2 separate regions of the Mus musculus genome follow, and region 1 is linked to region 2. The links are chromatin loops, found by intact Hi-C in ENCODE. Cell type or tissue: left cerebral cortex. All regions are shown on one strand. Each heading gives the region's core, and the rest is flanking DNA. Links, peaks and the distances in the headings are about the cores only. Region 1 overlaps Plxna4 (plexin A4). Region 2 overlaps Plxna4 (plexin A4).

What was found. Peaks named below come from ENCODE experiments on the same cell type or tissue, not always from the same donor. Only the 100,000 strongest peaks of a DNase experiment are listed, where the experiment ranks them.
Region 1: a loop joins it to region 2, with 3 times the contacts of the local background. A loop is called at or near these places in 2 of 42 quality-filtered maps.

What each region holds. Positions count from the first base shown.
Region 1 is chr6:32,344,494-32,352,809 of GRCm38, reverse strand. All of the region lies in intron 3 of Plxna4 (plexin A4), which reads left to right. Among named protein-coding and RNA genes, the nearest start is that of Plxna4os1, 160 kb to the left of the region's middle. In left cerebral cortex, for the core only: no CTCF peak of the experiment used is centred there; a DNase peak (open chromatin) is centred at 4,503.
Region 2 is chr6:32,397,623-32,405,938 of GRCm38, reverse strand. The region is part of intron 3 of Plxna4 (plexin A4); the gene reads left to right. Among named protein-coding and RNA genes, the nearest start is that of Plxna4os1, 110 kb to the left of the region's middle. In left cerebral cortex, for the core only: no CTCF peak of the experiment used is centred there; no DNase peak of the experiment used is centred there.

The sequences.
Region 1 (8,316 bases), core at 3,350-5,849, 53 kb after region 2:
TAGATTCTTTATTTGACTAATATAAGTGTGTTACTGTGGCTTGTGAATTCTCTCATTATTATCTGCTTTGTTATTCATACTTTTATCCAGTGTTATTATTTTTGTCTAGTTTCCTTTTTCTTTAGTTTTTCATAATGCCTCAAAGCTTTTGCTTTATTTATAATCAAACATTTCTTCATGGCAGAGACAATTTTGTTGACATTCCAGGGAGGAGGAAGGGTAAGGAACAGAGCTGGACTGGACTGTCTCCACAAAGCCGTTTCCACACCAAAGGAAAACCATGATGATGGATTTGTTCATGCCACTTCATGCCTGGCATGGGGCCCATGCTTAAAGCCCCTTGGGTGCAAAGCATCTAAAAATGGACAATGGTGTTTCCCAGAGTGTGTCTGAGTACTATTTTGACTAAGAAATACAGTCAGTAGCTTGAATGAACTCAGCGAAGTGACTATCCATAGCCCACATTCTTCAATAGATAACATTAGTACCAATTCTCTATGTGGGATAAATGGTTCCTAACTCCATTGGTGTGAAGACAAGGCTCAATACGAATATAACCTGGCTCTACTGAGCCTGTGTCTTTCTATTTCCTGATCTACCAAGATGTGACCCAGCTACCCCATAGCTCCTCTGGCATAGACAGAGGCCATGCCTTTATCATCATGGACTTGTAGCTTTTAACCATGAGGTAGAATAAATCCATTCTCCTTTTATTTGCTTTGGCCACACTGATGAGAGAAGTAACTACACCCAAGCTAGGCTTATCTAAGATGATCAGTATGTTAAATTCTTGCTTTGTTTCTTTGTTTTTTCCTTATGATGTTTTCAACTGAATATTGGTTATCAGTATTTCACCTGGTCATATATGCATGCCTCTGTGTGTGTGTGTGTGTGTGTGTGTGTGTGTGTGTGTGTGTGTGTGTGTGTGTGTAAAATTCAATTATCTGACACCCAGTAGATGCTTAATAATATTAAATTATTATTTCATCTTCCCCAAGAAGATTTAAAATATATTGAAAGAAGAAAAAGCTTCAAAACAGCAACAATAATCCACCAAATACCCAGGAGTATGCTCTAAAGGAACAGGGCAGGGGCCATGCTGAAGAGAGAACAAAACATGGGGTGCTTCCAGATGGAGAGCCGTGTCTATTTACATTCTGGGTAAAAGGTGCAAGCATCGATTTGTGTGTGGATGGAGAAGGTGTGAGTGAGCTGGTGAAGGAACAATGGGTCTGGCTGAATGAAGCACTGGCTCATGGGTAGAGAGAAGAGAAGGTGGAGACATCAATCAGGCCCATTCTGCAAAGGGCTTGAATCCTATTGTAAAAGATATAGGTTTGACTATATTTTAGCAATTCTAAAATACACGTTTTTTTCCCTCCCATTTTCAACATCTCTGAAACTGAGTGCATCTTACAATCAATGCATTGTCATACTTAATTGCTAGTGCTTTTTTTGTTTTTTGCTTTTTTTCTTTCTATTTTAGTAGTACATAAAATTATAGCATGGTGTACAATTGGTGCCTTAGTTTGGATGAAATGTGGTGTGTTAAAGGCTGCAAGGCCCAAGGATTGGAGAAAGCTTTCTGCTGCTATTTCTCCCCTTGTTCTTCCAAAGAATTGTCCAATGCTTATAAAATATGCTCGGTTGTCTTCCGATACAACTCAGATCTGACAGGAGACCTCAGACTTCCTAACTCCCCGGGGTTGTGGTTGAGACTCTTGACATCTACTTCTTCCAGCCTGCATCTCCTGTCTCTGCACAGCTCTGTGGACTCAACAGAATGAGCTTGGTGGCAGAAAATGGGACTTGAGGGTGATGCTCTCTTTTTCATGCCTTTTACTGCTCCTCATTTGTCTCTGTGCCCTCTTGTCTGTTTTTCTCTATTAAGCAAAGCTGTCTTGTGGGGATGCTAAATCCATGGGTCTCTCTGTTGTGGGGACAAGGGTAAGGAAACCCAGGCAAGTGTGACCCTCCCTTTTCCCCAGGAGCTGTTGGCCATTGGCCCTCAAGGAGAAAGGGATGGGGGTTGAGAGAAGAGTAGGGTTCAGTTGGCATGAATACTGACAGATAGATTGACTTCCAGTATCATCTTTAACCACACAGCTAAACTTTATTCAGGGTGAACAAGGGCTATATGGGTCTTGGGGATTGGGTAGGAAATACCAAGGTGGATATAGCTATTGGCTAGGATGGAGGCCTGGGAATGCTTCATTTACATAAAGAGGAATTTCAAGAACCTTCTTATCAGGAGAGAGAAAGTTGAACCTGTAATCTGGCTAAACACTATGTGACTGTCCTCAGAGGTGGGGGAAGTAGAGGTCTTGGCATTCTATGTTCCACATGTTGCTCTTTCTTCACCAGGCTTCACTTTATCTGGTGTTTGAAAGGACCAGATATAAGAACACCATTGCACTCTGCATCCCTTCACCAAGAGATCATCTGAGCCCATTGCGAGAATGGCAGGGTGGAGCCTCTCATCACAAACATATCTGTAGGCCTCCATTTATCTTCCATATCCTCCATATCCCTGAAAGGTGCTGTCATAGAGAACAGTGCTACATCTGAATGTCACATGCCTTCTCAGGGAGAAAATGGCTCTTTCTTTGTCCGTCTAGTGTTGGATGAGCAAAGTGGACAGCTGGACCATCGCTTTCCATTTATTTTTGAAGACAGGCCCTGTGTCTTACTCAATTGTATGTCTCCAGAGCCAGACTCTTGTCACCCTCTGATATTTGCAGTGTGGTCACTAAGCAATTATTGACTGAATGCTAAGCATTGTTTCTCTTAAGAGACATTCCAGGCTAGACTAGGAGGCTGTGTGGCTATCTATAGAATATCCTCCTATGGTGAGGGTGAGGATGTCAGATAATCATTGTGTAAATATCTGTGTAATTACTCTGCTGGCAGCCTTTGAAAGACAATTTGTCCTGAAAGCATGAAACAGCTCATGTCATGAAAAGCATAAAACACCATGTTTTAGCTGGCCTTAGTAGTTGATGGCTCTGATAACTTGATGCTTCCATACACAAGAGATTACCCCTACAAGGAGGGAAAGAAAAGAAAAGAAATGAATTGAATTGGCATTCATATTCAATTTTAAAGGGATCTGAAGCTACCTTGGAGTAGTAAGAGTTTAGAGGAGCCTCAATGACCCACAAAAGTGTCACTGTCTCCATTAGGGACTAAGGGGAATTTGGTGTTCACTGTTCTGTTCCCCATGCTGGCCACAGAGGCAGAATAGACCTGGGTCTCCTGGCTCTTATTCCGGTATTCTCTCCAAGACATACACAGCCCTCCATCCCACAATCCTTTCTGAAGCTGACATTAGCAGACCATGCCCTCACTGTAGTGCGCAGCTGGGAACATGGGTTCTGTGAGTGTGGAAGTGGCTGTGGGTTTGAGAGGCAGCTAGTTCCAGAGGTAAATAACAGGTTTCTACAGTGTCTGTGTGATGAGCAGCTGCTTCCCCTCGGCACAAGAATTACCAGGCTTAGCTTGCTCCTCTGGGAAGGACTTAGAACTGACAATCAGGAGAACATCCTTGCTTTGCCTTGTGGGGTTGGTGGTTATGGGAGCTGCAAGGGTCAGTGCAATGAGCCAGATATGCCCAGCTGCCGGAAATGACTTCTTGGCCTGCCACCACCACACATAACCCTTCTCTCCCAGTGTGAAGAAAACCCCAGTTAGTGAGCAAGGGACATTTTTGTCCAGCCTAGACATGCTCTCACAGCAGAGCTTCATAGTCCTTCAAGCTGATTACTTCCTGTTCACTTGGGCATGGCAGCTGCTTGTGTCATTTTGGATGGCTTCTTTCTCAGAGTTAGGTCAGGCAGAGAGTGTTCCAGATTTTAAACATTGCTTCTACAATATAGTTTAAGCTTGCTATAACTGGGGTTTATTGGTTGATGGCAGAGGGCTGTGATGTATCTACTGGTGGAAAAAAGCTTGCAAAGAGACGAGTATATCTCCCAGTCTGTCTAATAACCCCTTGAGCACCAGTGCTGAGCAAGAACGAATGTCTCCAAACCAGCTATAGCTGTACCATTTGTTTTTATATTTCTGCACAAGTATGCAAGTATTCACATATACAGTTGTAGGTGCTTTCACAGCGGGGAATATGTGTCTGACATTTCATGTGTACAGAACTCCTGTAAGATTTGATTTGCCTGTCAGTCTACCGTACATGTGTTCATAACAGGTATCTGAAGTATATCTATTCTGATTTTGCTCATGTGACACTCCCCCCCCCCCATCTTTCTAGGGGAGAAACTGCAGTGTCAGCCATGCAATAAAGAGAAACGGATTTCTATGGAGCCCTCCTCTGCCCCGCAGACACATTGCCACAGCTTTTATGCAGCATATTACACTGTGGTGAAATTTAGTTAATTTTATGGTTTGTTATTACAACAGCAGAGTGGATTGAGAGAAGCAGCTTTTGTTGGCTCCAAGTCCCACATTTCCTGGGTGTGAAGGGAGTGAGTAGAGGCAGGAAGCTGGCTGCGGTAGGAGACGAAGTCCACATAGCAGCAACGTGGCTGCTCTGATTGGCTATTAATTTTTAGACCTACAGGAGTTATTTCCGTAGTCAACAGAGACTTGGCTGCTACCCCTGTGGAATATAAATTTTGGTCTGGGAAATGGGAGAGACAGGCAGGACAATGAAGAAGCTATAGGTAGGTACACAGTCATTTTTGCTGAGAGGCATTTTGGTGAAGAGAGCTCTGTAGTGTGAACATTGTGTGTTCAAATCCCACTTTTACTTTCTGTGTGCTCCCTTGTCTCTCACCTCAACTTAGTCGTTTGCTTGATTTGCAAGAAGAGTGCTGGCAGGCCACTGCTGCTATTTGAATCTAAATGTCGTCCGAGATTCATGCATTAAAATGTGTTCTCTAGCCTGGAGAGGAGGGACTAGAACCTTAAGGACGTGGCATCTAATGGAAGAGTTAGGCCATTGGGAATGTGCCCTTGAAAGTGATGTAAGGACCTCAATCTCTCTTTCGTTTCTGGTCATTAGACAAACCAAACCCAGTATTCTAGCTGTAGTATAGAGACTTATCACAGACCCGAAGGTCACAGGGCCAACTGACAAGGGACTGAAAGCACCAAAACGATCCTTTCCCCAGTGTCAGCCGATTGCCTTGAGTAGTATAGTATAGTTACTATGCTGACACGAATCCAACCAGCTCCTCCCTACCCAGGAGGCCCACACCTTCCATGAAGTAAATCTTTAGGAAATGTACATCTCATCTGTATCCTCGTTGAGGAAACTCACAGAATACATCCAGAAACTTCTCAATGGAGAAAAGCAGAGTGGTCAGGTTATGAAATCAGGCACTTTTTGTCTAATCCATCTCCCAAGATCAACAACTTGAGAGGAGGACAGCTTTACTTGGCTTCAAAGGGCTCGGTTCATAGTTGGCCAGTCATGAAGCAGAAAATCATGGCAGCAGGAGCATGTTGACACATTGTTTACCTGATGCTGAACAGGGAGCAAAGGGAGGAAGAGAGAGAACTTGACTCACCATAGCCTTTTAAGTTATAAAGTTCATCAATGGGTCAATCCACTCATGAAGTCAAAGTTCTTGTGATCCTATCACTTTGCATAAGTCCCTCTCTGAACACAAATGCAGTGGAGATCAAGGCTTCAATGTAGGAGCTTTGGAGGGGGCATATGTCAGACCCAAACTAGAACAGATACCAAGTAGGGAGAGACTGTACATGCACAGATCCCACTGGGCATATTTCTGAAGCTCCTACTCCAAACCTCTCATCAGGCTATATAATCAAGAACTTGGGAATGATACTTATGGAAAAGGCAGAATCCAGAAAAAATGTATGCTGCTTGGATCATATGCTCAGCATGTTGGATCTGGCCAGGATTAAAGCCCGTTAGCTGATTGGGGGATAGACCATCAGTTGCTCTGGATGAAACAAAGCTATTGGCATACGTATTTGTGTTCCTAATGGAGCTAATGAAATCTTAAATCCAGAAACAGGAGTAGATTACTTAGAGAGCAGAAGCTCTTTTCGTGAGAGCATGGCTTTCCCTCTTGTTCTCAGCTGGGTCCTCAGTAGCTGCCATGAGCGGCAGGCAAGCAGATGATAAAGAATATGTCATCCCCACTTTCATTCCTCCAAGGTCTGGCAACGTCTCTCTCAGTCTGGGAGGCTGTTTATCTCTGTGCCCATGGTGTCTTCCTTCTCAGCAGACAGTAGCCCAGTGGCTCTGCTGGTCTTGCCAAAGGTATCAGCAGGCCCCCATCCCCTTCTAGAATGGGGAGACTGTCTTCACAGAAAGCAGCAAACCAGATAGAATATGGGCTTTTGGGTGCAGGCCCTAGAGTCACAGTGTAGAGATGCTATGAACCTGCATTTGCTGGGTTTGAATGAGAGGAAAACAATGTCTTTGTTTCATCAGTTGAAACTCATCATTTCACGGACAGTGTCAAAATATGCCAATTTAATGTAGGGTGGCCTTGAACTTTAATGATAAAATCAGGGCTGAGGAGGCTTCTATTTTAGTTCAGGGAGCCCCATGATGAAAGTACTAGAAACCCTCCCAACAAGGCTGAGTCATTTAAGGAAAATGAACTCTGTGATGGGGGCAGGGCAGAAAAGGAAGGTGGCATTGGGAATGAACAACCTCTGACAGAGAACACAGGCTTCCGAGTCAGCACATCATAGAATAATTAGACCTTGGCAATTGCTGAGCCACCCCCTTGTTATAGAAAAAGGAACACTGTTTATTTAGTGTCTTCCTTCTGCACTCAAAGGTTCAGATTGCTCATGATCCCAGAACCTTTTGTTTCTTTTCATAATTTTTGTTGACACATGTATGCGCGCGTATGTGTGTGTGTGTGTGTGTGTGTGTGTGTATGTATGCACACACAAGTGGCAAGCATGGGTGGGTGTAGGTACATTTGGAGGTGGGGCAGAGGACAACCTTAAATGTCATTATTCAGGAAGGAAGGCTGTCTGTAATTTTTGAGGCAGGATTTCTCATTGTCTCACCCACTGGGCTTAGACTCCCTAACCAGTGGACTAAGAGATCTTCCTGTCTCCACCTCGCTAACATTGGGTTTACAGACATGTACAATCATGTACGATATTTTTATTTGAGTTCTAGTGGTCAAAACACAGTTCCTGGCACTGCTTGGAAGACATGCACTTACCAACTGATCCTCCTCCCCTTCCCAGCCTCAGAACCCTAACTTTAACGTTGTGGTCTCTGTAGAAGTGGGTATAACCAGCAGCCTCGCAGACTGTGCTTAAGTCTGCCTTCGGCTTGGGATACAAACAGCCCAAGGAGGATGAACTGTTAAGAGATTAAGAGACAGTAAGTTGTATTTCAAAATAAAACTATGCTGACTAATTTTTTTTAATTAACAGAAGCAGTGCAGACTTTCACAGGGCTTAGAACACTTATCTCCAATGTTGAACTGTCAGGGTAACGCGCTGGCATTCTGGTTAACAGAAAGACCCGGTAACGAGAACCACAGAGCTTGCATTTTTTATTAAAGAGTTTGAAGTAACATCTGAAATAAATTAGCCCCTGTGGACAGCCACCTTGTTATAGCCAATGTTGGCATCCCAGCCACTGCTCCGTGGGCTGTCTGAAGGTAGGCTTGAAGAAATATCAGGGAAACTATTTTTCCTCTAGTGAAGAGGGGCGGGCTATTTGAGATCCTTGTGCTCTGCTGTGCCACCCATGTGGTCCGGCCCCGATGCTGCCCTAATGTCCTTTCTGAGCCTGAACGTGGACTTCCCACTGGTTACTATCAGGCCACAGGATCCAAAGTGTCTCTTGCTACAGTGAGCAAAATAGCTCACAAAGCACCAGGGGGTGATTCTTAGCAGAGGGTCTAGTTCTTCGTGAATATAAACATGAGACCGCTCTCTGTGCAAAAAATATGTCTACTTCTGTCCACCCCCTGCTGCTTCTGTATCTTATACCAGGCCATAAGAATTCTATTAGAGAGATGACTCATAGTGCAGAAATAAGAAGGTTGAGATGCTATAAAATCATCCCAATTATTAAATGCATCTAATGAGCATGCAAACGGTAACTAAATATGTAAGCAAAGCCCTGTTTGGTTTGAAGGACTTTAATAAATTAGGTGAGTTCTCTTTTTGGAGGAAAGGGGTGGCAGGGGTGGGGGATGTACGGAAGGATCCCTGAGTAATGCTAATGTTGCCAGGCCTCCCTTGAGGTGTTTCCATCATGGTTTACAAGGAAATGTCCTTGGTGAAGCCTTGGAGAGTATCTTCTTTCAGAATATCTTCCAGGAAGGAAATACAGTGTTTGCTTCCTTC
Region 2 (8,316 bases), core at 3,871-6,370:
CTGTCTGGGTCTTGGCGAGGAGTGCAGTTTTTGGAAAGAACGTCTACAAGGTAAAGCCGGACTGTTACTAATCTATTCCTTTGACTTCAGGCGTCACTCTTAGTCATCCTGTGTCTTAGTCTTTGTGGCTATAGAATGTGAATTAAATGCCACTTACTGTACCTCTGTGGAAACAAAAGTTCGGTCTACGTGAGTACTATATAAGTGTTGGTTATTATTGTGCTAGAGACTTCAGTGGCTCTCAGGGGAAGTCCTGGATTCTTCATTCTCTTAGGACAGTGGTTCTCATCCTTTCTAATGCCGTGGCGCTTTAATATAGTACCTCCTGTTGTGGTGGCCTCCAGCCACAAAATGATTTTTGTTGCTACTTCTTAACTCTAAATTTGATACTGATATATATTTTCCAGTGGTCTTCTGTGACCCCTGTGAAAAGGGTGTTTGACTCCCCAAAGAGGTCAGGACCCACAGGTTGAGAACCACTGCCTTGGGCTATATCCTGCATTTCAACATGGGCCTGGCATGGCCCTCTTTGGTGGGTGTCTGACTCAATCCCTTGTGTCCTGCTCTGTCATCCATGGCTGGGACATTCCAGGGTGGGCTTGATGCAACCAGCTTTATATTTACAGGATACATTTGACCTACACCCTCTCAGGTCTAATCATGTGACCATCGAAAGCCCTAGGCCACATCTTCCTCCCTGGTAAGGCTCCAGGATCAGTTTATGCTCCATCATGCTAGGACATTCTTGGGGAAACTATTGTCCATAACTAGGGAGCAGAAAGAACAAAAGATCCCCCAACCAAAAAGAGTATAAGCTTCAGGAGTGAGGAGTCTGGCCCAGCACTGATGAGAGACTGCAGGCCTCAGATATGAAGTGTCTGGCTCTGCACTGAGGAGGGACTGGTTTCACCATGTCTCTTGGCCACCAAGGCCCTGGCACTCCTCACCAGGGTTCAGTGGCTCCTGACAGAATTTGCATCTGGTCTTCCTGCTTCTTCTTGGAGGTAGAGTCAAATGGCATTTTCCCATCTTTGCAAGGAGCTGGCATCACATCTTCGGCCTTATCTTGTGACCTGGCCAGCCACAGTTGCTAGGTGGTCTGACTTAGTTATTTTTCCTCTTGCTACTATGCCAAAGGAAATCAAATGAGAAGGGGTTTATTTGGTTCATAATTCCAGGTTGCTATCCATCACTGCAGGAAAGTTGAGGTGATAGAAACTTGAAGCAACTGTCTCTGTTACATCCACAGCCAACAGTGCAAAGAAACAAATTAACACACACATGCTAACGCTGAGCTTGCTCCCTCTACTCTCATATAGCCCAGGATCCCCAGCCCAGAGGATGTTGCTGCCCACGGTGGGTGGACCTTCTCACTGCAATTAACTTAATCAAAATAGTCCTCCACAAACATGCCCATAGGTCAACCTAATATAGGCAATTTCTCATTGAGACTTCTTTCTCAGTGACTCTAGATTATGTCAAATTGACAATCAGAATTAATCAGCAAAGGGTCTATCAGAGGCACCAGTGCATCCTGGTGTGTGTGTTGGTGGGGGTGGGAGGGTTGGAGGAACAGTCCTTCCTCTCTGTTTCTGCCATCACAGGCCTTAGAGATTTCATGTACTGCATAGCTCAAAGAAGTATGGCTGCCTGAGAAACTTAGCAAGGATGCTGCCAGGCTCCAGGCTGCTGTCCCCCACTTCTTCTTGTTGTACCCTTTTCTACAGAGTTTCTCCAGGTTTTCATTTGTATCCTCCTTTGATAGTATTGACATTTAAAGCAACTTCCTGCCTAGTCTGTCCTTAACTCTACCAACTCCTTTCTGCCCCAGATAACGACCAACCTTCCTCATCCTCCAGTGTGTGTACTAGCATATGAGAAACTGATTTTCTGTCTTGTACTTCCGAGAAGTCTGGAGCAGCTGCCAAGCCAGCCTTTATATTAGCCCCAAAGCACTTTTTGCTGTTGTTGTTGTTGTTGTTTGACATTTCTCCATCCCTTCCAAGTGGGAGAGGTGCAGTTAAATGCTCAAATGCCCCTCTTGCTGGCTAAGGTCTGCTTGCTGTGGGCCTGCAGGAGGATGAGATGTACATCTACAGGACCATGCAGTAGCCCACTGCTCCCAAAGGGAAGGCCACATGAGGATGTGATGGGGAGTTGGGTCCCCAAAGGCTGATAATTCCCAGATTGAGAGCTTAGTAGGTTGCTAGATCTAAGCTACTGATGGCCATAGAAGACTTGTGTTATAAGAGATCCAATAAGGGCAAGAAAGCATGGAAGGTGGGTCAGAGCAGTATGGGATAGGTGGACAGACTGCCGACTCCACACTGGACTCCTGTGTTGGGCTTCATAAATCCTCTGACTCCATCCTGAATCCAGTGGTGGCCTAAGCCCTTTGTGTTAGTTTCATTTTGGCCCCATTCTATATGGGATGTGACCTCTCATAGTCTGCTATCATTAGCAGGAGGTTAACAGGATTTGCCCAGGATTCCCCAGCAGGTCAGTTGTATAGAAATCAGGACCTGAGCTGTCTCCTATCAAATCAGTATGCTCGCTCCTAGAACAGAGGCATGGGCCCAGATCACGGGGACATTCAAGTTCAGAGAGGTGTCCCGATGCAATGTGACTTGTGCACTATCACCCAGCCTATTAGTTACAGAATTGGGGTTAGAATCCAGGTTTCCTAATTTTAATTTAATGTTTGTTCCACTTCTCACCCTTGGTCTGGTTCTCTGGTTCTCTCACCTGCTCCCTCATTAGCCAGGAGGAGGGAGCTCCCTTGATGCTGGCATCTGCCAGTGCCATCTGTACTAGTTCAGCCTGGCAGTCCCTAGAGGGTAGGACAGAGGCAGCCCTTCCCGGCTGGGCATCACTTCAGAGGCAACTTGGCTGCCCAGCACAGTGGCTGAATGGGAGAGCAGGTTTAGCATAAGCTGAGCCCATCCCCCTTTCCCCACCCCTTCCCATGTGTCCTGGGTCTCAGCCAGGGCTTGGAAAAAAAATTAAAATAAATAAATTCTGGGTGGCTGCTAGCCAGACAGACACCCAGGTTATTGGAGGATTGGGGAAGGTCAGACAGGGAGGCCAGTTAGCATGAGAAAAAATAAAGAAGACACTGTGGTGTGAATGGGTGGCCTGGGTCTTATGGGCTCTGTGCCTGGAATTGGTAATGTGTCTGGTGGCGGGGTGGCTTCTGGCTGCACAGCTAGGCTTCTCAGGCAACCCCAGGCTTTATATCCCCACTCTGAAGAGGGATCCATGTCCTGGCATCTTAGATGAATTTGGCTTCCCCTTAGCCCACTGTACTGGGCATTCTTTGCACTCCTGGGGTGTCTGGAGCCTCAGCCATGGGTACGTAGCACAGTCTTTCCTCAACACTACTATCCTTTCTTCTGTCTTTCCTAGTTCTGGCATCTCCAGAGAGTTGATACCATGTCTGATACCATTGTCCTCTCAATTCTCAGTTCGCTGTACAGTGGCCTCTGGTGCGATCTCAGTAACTACTTCTCAAGTAGAATAAGAAGATGCTGGGATAATAAGATCAGGAGCTGAGCAATGAGCTTGGTGGGCTCTTAGCCCTGGCTACAAAGCCCAGTTGCAGTGTGAGGCTGTGTTCTTCCCATTCATGGCTCTGCCATTGGGTTCATGACACCCTCTTAAGAAATCAGCCCCAACCAACAGTTCTACTGCATGCCTGGAAGTGTCTTCAGTGTTTGCCTGATAGCCTTATAAGAAGGGCAAACTTCTTAACTTAGAGCAGCAATGTCTGGCTGGGGAGTCAGAGTGATGACCTTCAGGAACCTTGGAGAGAGAAAGAAAGTGTCCCTATGGGTGAAGGAGCTGAGGGCCACCACTGAAATTGGCTATAATGATGGACATGTTACACAGGTACAGAGCGAGCACAGGTTAGCTGTGATGAGCCAGTAGATATCTCCAAGCAGTTGGTGGGGAATAGTCTTTGAAACCACAGAGCATGCAACTAACAATTAGAGCAGGGTTCCATCACAGTTTAATGTAACTGGTCTATGGGGTGAAGAGGGGCAGACAGGACCTTGCTGGGGAAGATTAGGTGGTCCGTCTTCTCAACTTGAGAAGAGAGGTTTCTATGTTGTTAGAGACCCAGACCTGGCTGCTCACCTGGCACAGAGGCAGCATATCTGAGTATCACTGAAGTTTTGCAAACAACAATATCCATGTGTATCTACTGACTGGCCTGGGGTCTTTGCTGTGATTTATTAGATATCCACAGTCTCTGACAAGGTTCCATTGGGATGGCCCAGAGCAGGTTAGATACTGGCTGTTTCCACAGCAGCTGCTAAGCCAGGCACTTGATAGCACAGAGGCTGAGCACTCCAACCTATATAGAAGAACAATGAGACCAGACAGCAACTTAAACGTCTTGGGCATCTGATACCCATCCAAAACGTCCCTGTCTCCTGAGCTACTTATCAGGGTATGGTGAATCTGAGCTGGGGACTCAGAGAGGAGAACTCTGGAAGTGAATGAAGGGTGGGCTGGGGAAAATACCTTACGCTTAAAAGACATATCTGAAACCATGAATATCTGAAAAGAATACCTCATGTCATTCCCACTTGGAAATATATCAGAACCTCATTTGTCCCCACCATGCTAAAGGCCCAATTTTTTTCTCCATGTTTATACTTACTTATTGGTTTCATAATATGGGCTGAGTGGGTTTAAGGACCAGAAGAGAACAGAACAAAACAAGCTCAGGTGGCTTTTGACACATGTGCCTGTCCTGGGTCTTTCACTGAGCTCCATAGTCTTCAGAGCCTCTATGGACTTCTAAGCCACCTGGTGACAGGGAACAATGTCATAAGCATTCTTGGCAGAAGGATGGCAATGAAAAGAAAGAGATAGGATTTGGTCTCCCAGGTCCCCACCACTATTGGTACCTTGAATTGGCTATATCCATCCTTCAGGTCTCTTCCTAGCATGCTCCACCTCTGACTCCTTCCTTGTGGCCACTGTCAGCCCTGCTCATTCATCGGTCCTCAGGTTAAAGGTTGGCTAAGGTCCTTCCCCCTCTCCAGGCTCAGGGTAAGGTCTTATTCATCCCTGTGGTTTATGTAGGGGAGCACAAATGTAGAATGAGTAGCTGTGAGCACAGAAGCCATACTGATGTCATCTTGGAAGGTGGCCACACTACCAGGCACACAGGCCACCCCTGTCCTGCTTAACATGAGGCATAGCCCATACTCTTAGATGGATGTACATCATCTTTCCAGTCAAGCTGCCTGGTTTCTGGGGGAGGACAGAAACAAGGCTCCGTCAGCCTTTTGTTCATTCAGAAGGAGAGGAGGGAAGGGGAGGGGGTCAATGGGGAACTCCTTAGACTGTAGAGCTTAGGAGAGATGACAGAGCTGGCCCTCTGTGTCCCTTACTGCCCCACAAGCCTCCTCTGCTCCCTGGCTTTTGAGTCACCAGCCAAGAATTTTTCTTTTTCTTGATGACATCATTTTATAAGACTGAAAACCCAGAAGCACAGAATGGAAAAAAGATGTCACAGCCCATCTCCTGAGCAACCAATGAGAGGGGAGCCTGAGCTGAGTGTTCTGTTCTCAAGTGATACACTGCACAGACAAGCGTTTCTAGTGGCCGCTCTGAGGGTGGGGTGTTCTGGCTACCCATGAGGAACAAAGATGAGTGGGTCACACTCTGGCTTGTTTGGGGACCTACTTTGTCAGAAGATGTTTGTGATAGCTGGGTTTGTAGCTATGCCTTCCAGTCAGAGTTCTGGGTAGGCTACAACTTGTCTGAGCTGCTTGGCACTCCATTATTCAGTTATTCCATAACTGAAAGGGCTAGCCTGACAAGAGACAGAAGCCATTTATCTATATCATATCTATTGGCCAGCTGACTGGTATTCAAGGAGTTGGTTATCAGTTACTATGCTATGCACCCTCAGCTCCAGGTCCCCTCATCTGTTCCAGGGCTTGGTATCCCACTTTGAAGTGTGAGGTAATTAAGGCTAGTGTTCCTCAATGTCTTCCTGGGTTAGAGGAGGGATTGAGACACAATCCCCTGAATCTCTTGTTCAAATTCCTACAATCCTGAATCCTAGACATGAGCCACTCTTGAAGCTAGTGTGCCCCAGCATGTAGGCCTGGGGACTCTAGGGAGTGAGAGAGAAGAGCTATGGGGCCCAACTCACATTGATTTATTCTTCAGGGGTTTGAAGGCTGGAGCCCCTTTGGGAGCAAAAGATACAAGGCCAAGGCCAAAGGAAATGGAATGATCACAAGCAAGTGTTCTGAACACAAACTGAGAGTCAAAGTAGTTGATAATGTCATAATGTTAAGCATACACAAAAAAATGCCGCTGTCATTTAGTGACTAAGCTTAGTTAATCCTGGGATTTATTAAACACTGCTTTTCTCATTTTGGTCTCAGGCAGAGAAACAGACTGACTGGATGACTTGGGAATGGTGATCACTGAAGACCCCAGTTTCAAGGGTTACCCCGTATCAAAGAATTAATATTGGAGAATGGGAAGAATCTCCTATTGGGGATTAGTTACTGATGTCAGTGTCATACTTATATGATGCTCAGAGAATTCAGGGGTGGCTCAGGCCACCATGACTGTCTTCTCACTCCTGTACAGGTTGGCTTTATTAAGGAAATACTAACCTGCCACTCAGCGGAAATTGATTGAAACAAGTCTGCAGTCCGAGGCAGAGGCAGTGGCATGTAGAAAGATGGAAGGGCAGAGAGGACCCTGGGAGCATCCAGCCTCTTTGGATCTATGCTGGAGACAGACTAGGATATGGAGAGCCTTAAATGGCCCAAACAGATTAGGGGAGAAGTTACAGCTGACTGTGCATAGCCTAGTGACTGGTAACCAACTCCTTGAATAACATTCAGCTGGCCAATAGAGGTGATGTAAATAAATAGACTACTGTCTCCACTCAGGCCAGCCCTTTCAGTTACTGCATCAAGTCGCCCCCCATTCCTTGACCTCAGATCATATCACCCTATGAAATGCTCCTTATCCTCACAGCAGCTCTGAACCATCTGTCACCCCTCACTCTTACTCTTCTGGCTCACTGTTGATCTAGCCTGTATGGCATTCCTTGTCTGGAAGCTTCTAAGCCACAGTATCATCCGGCCATGGTGGGGGTCTCCATCTTCCACATTTTCTCTGCTTTGTTTCTGCTCAGTTACCGAATATCCATAAAAGAGTTCATCTTTACACCTGCCTTCTACTCCAACATAGTTAATATGCTTTTGTATATGTGTATATGTATGTGTATATGTGTATATGCATATGCATGTGCTCTTGTGTGTGCAGGTGTATATGCACATATGTATATGTGTTGTGTGGAGGCCTGAAGACCACTTCATATGTTGTTCCTCTGAAACTATCTACCTTGTTCATTCACTTTTTTTTATCTCTCCCTCTTTGCCCTGCTCTCCATCTCCAGAGTCTCCTATTGGCCTGGTAGTTGCCAAGTAGGTCAGGCTGGCTGCCAGCAACCCACAGCGATCTGCTTGTCTCCACTTCCCCAATGCTGGGATTATAAGCATATGCCACCATGCCTGGCTTTATGTCACATGTGTCCTAGGGTTCAAGCCTTATCTTTTAAAGAGGAGCTCTTTGCCGACGGAGCCATTCCTTTAGCCCCTCTGCTAAGATGCTTTAACACAAAGTACCTTTTTTACTCAAAGACATCTCTAAGTTGAGTGTGAAAAAACCTTTTGTAGTGCATTAAACAATGAGCCTGCTCAATTCCACCATATCTCAAATGGTGGGTATCATACTCAAAACTACTCGGTGGGGGGTGTGCTTTTCGAGAATGCAAAATTCTCACTAAGTAGGTCTTGGGTGACACATGAGATTGGGCATTTCTAATGCGCTCCGAAGCTCTGGGTACTTGAACCATATACTGAGTCTAGACTAGACCGAAGTATGGTCTGTGAACAATGTGTTAATGGTCTGTTCAGGGCAGATATCAGAGGGTGAAGACTTGGAAATGCACACAGCACTTCGATATTGTTCGGGATCAGGGGGTATGCCCAATGAATTTGCATGCTGTCATTTGCTATTTTATTTTTTCTAGTCATTTGCTTGGTATTTGACAAATGTATCCTTCTACGAAAGACTGGAAAATTTTCACCAAATGGCTCTCTACCACAGAAAGTTTGAGAAGCCTCGGGTTAGAGAATACCTCTGAGACTTTCAGATGTTCTGAGCTCCCGGACAAAAGTACCCTGTCTAGGGCAACATATCCTGGAGACGGTAATCCCTGCTAAGGATTTCCAGCAAGGTTTTTGGCATCATCCCATCTCCCCCTGT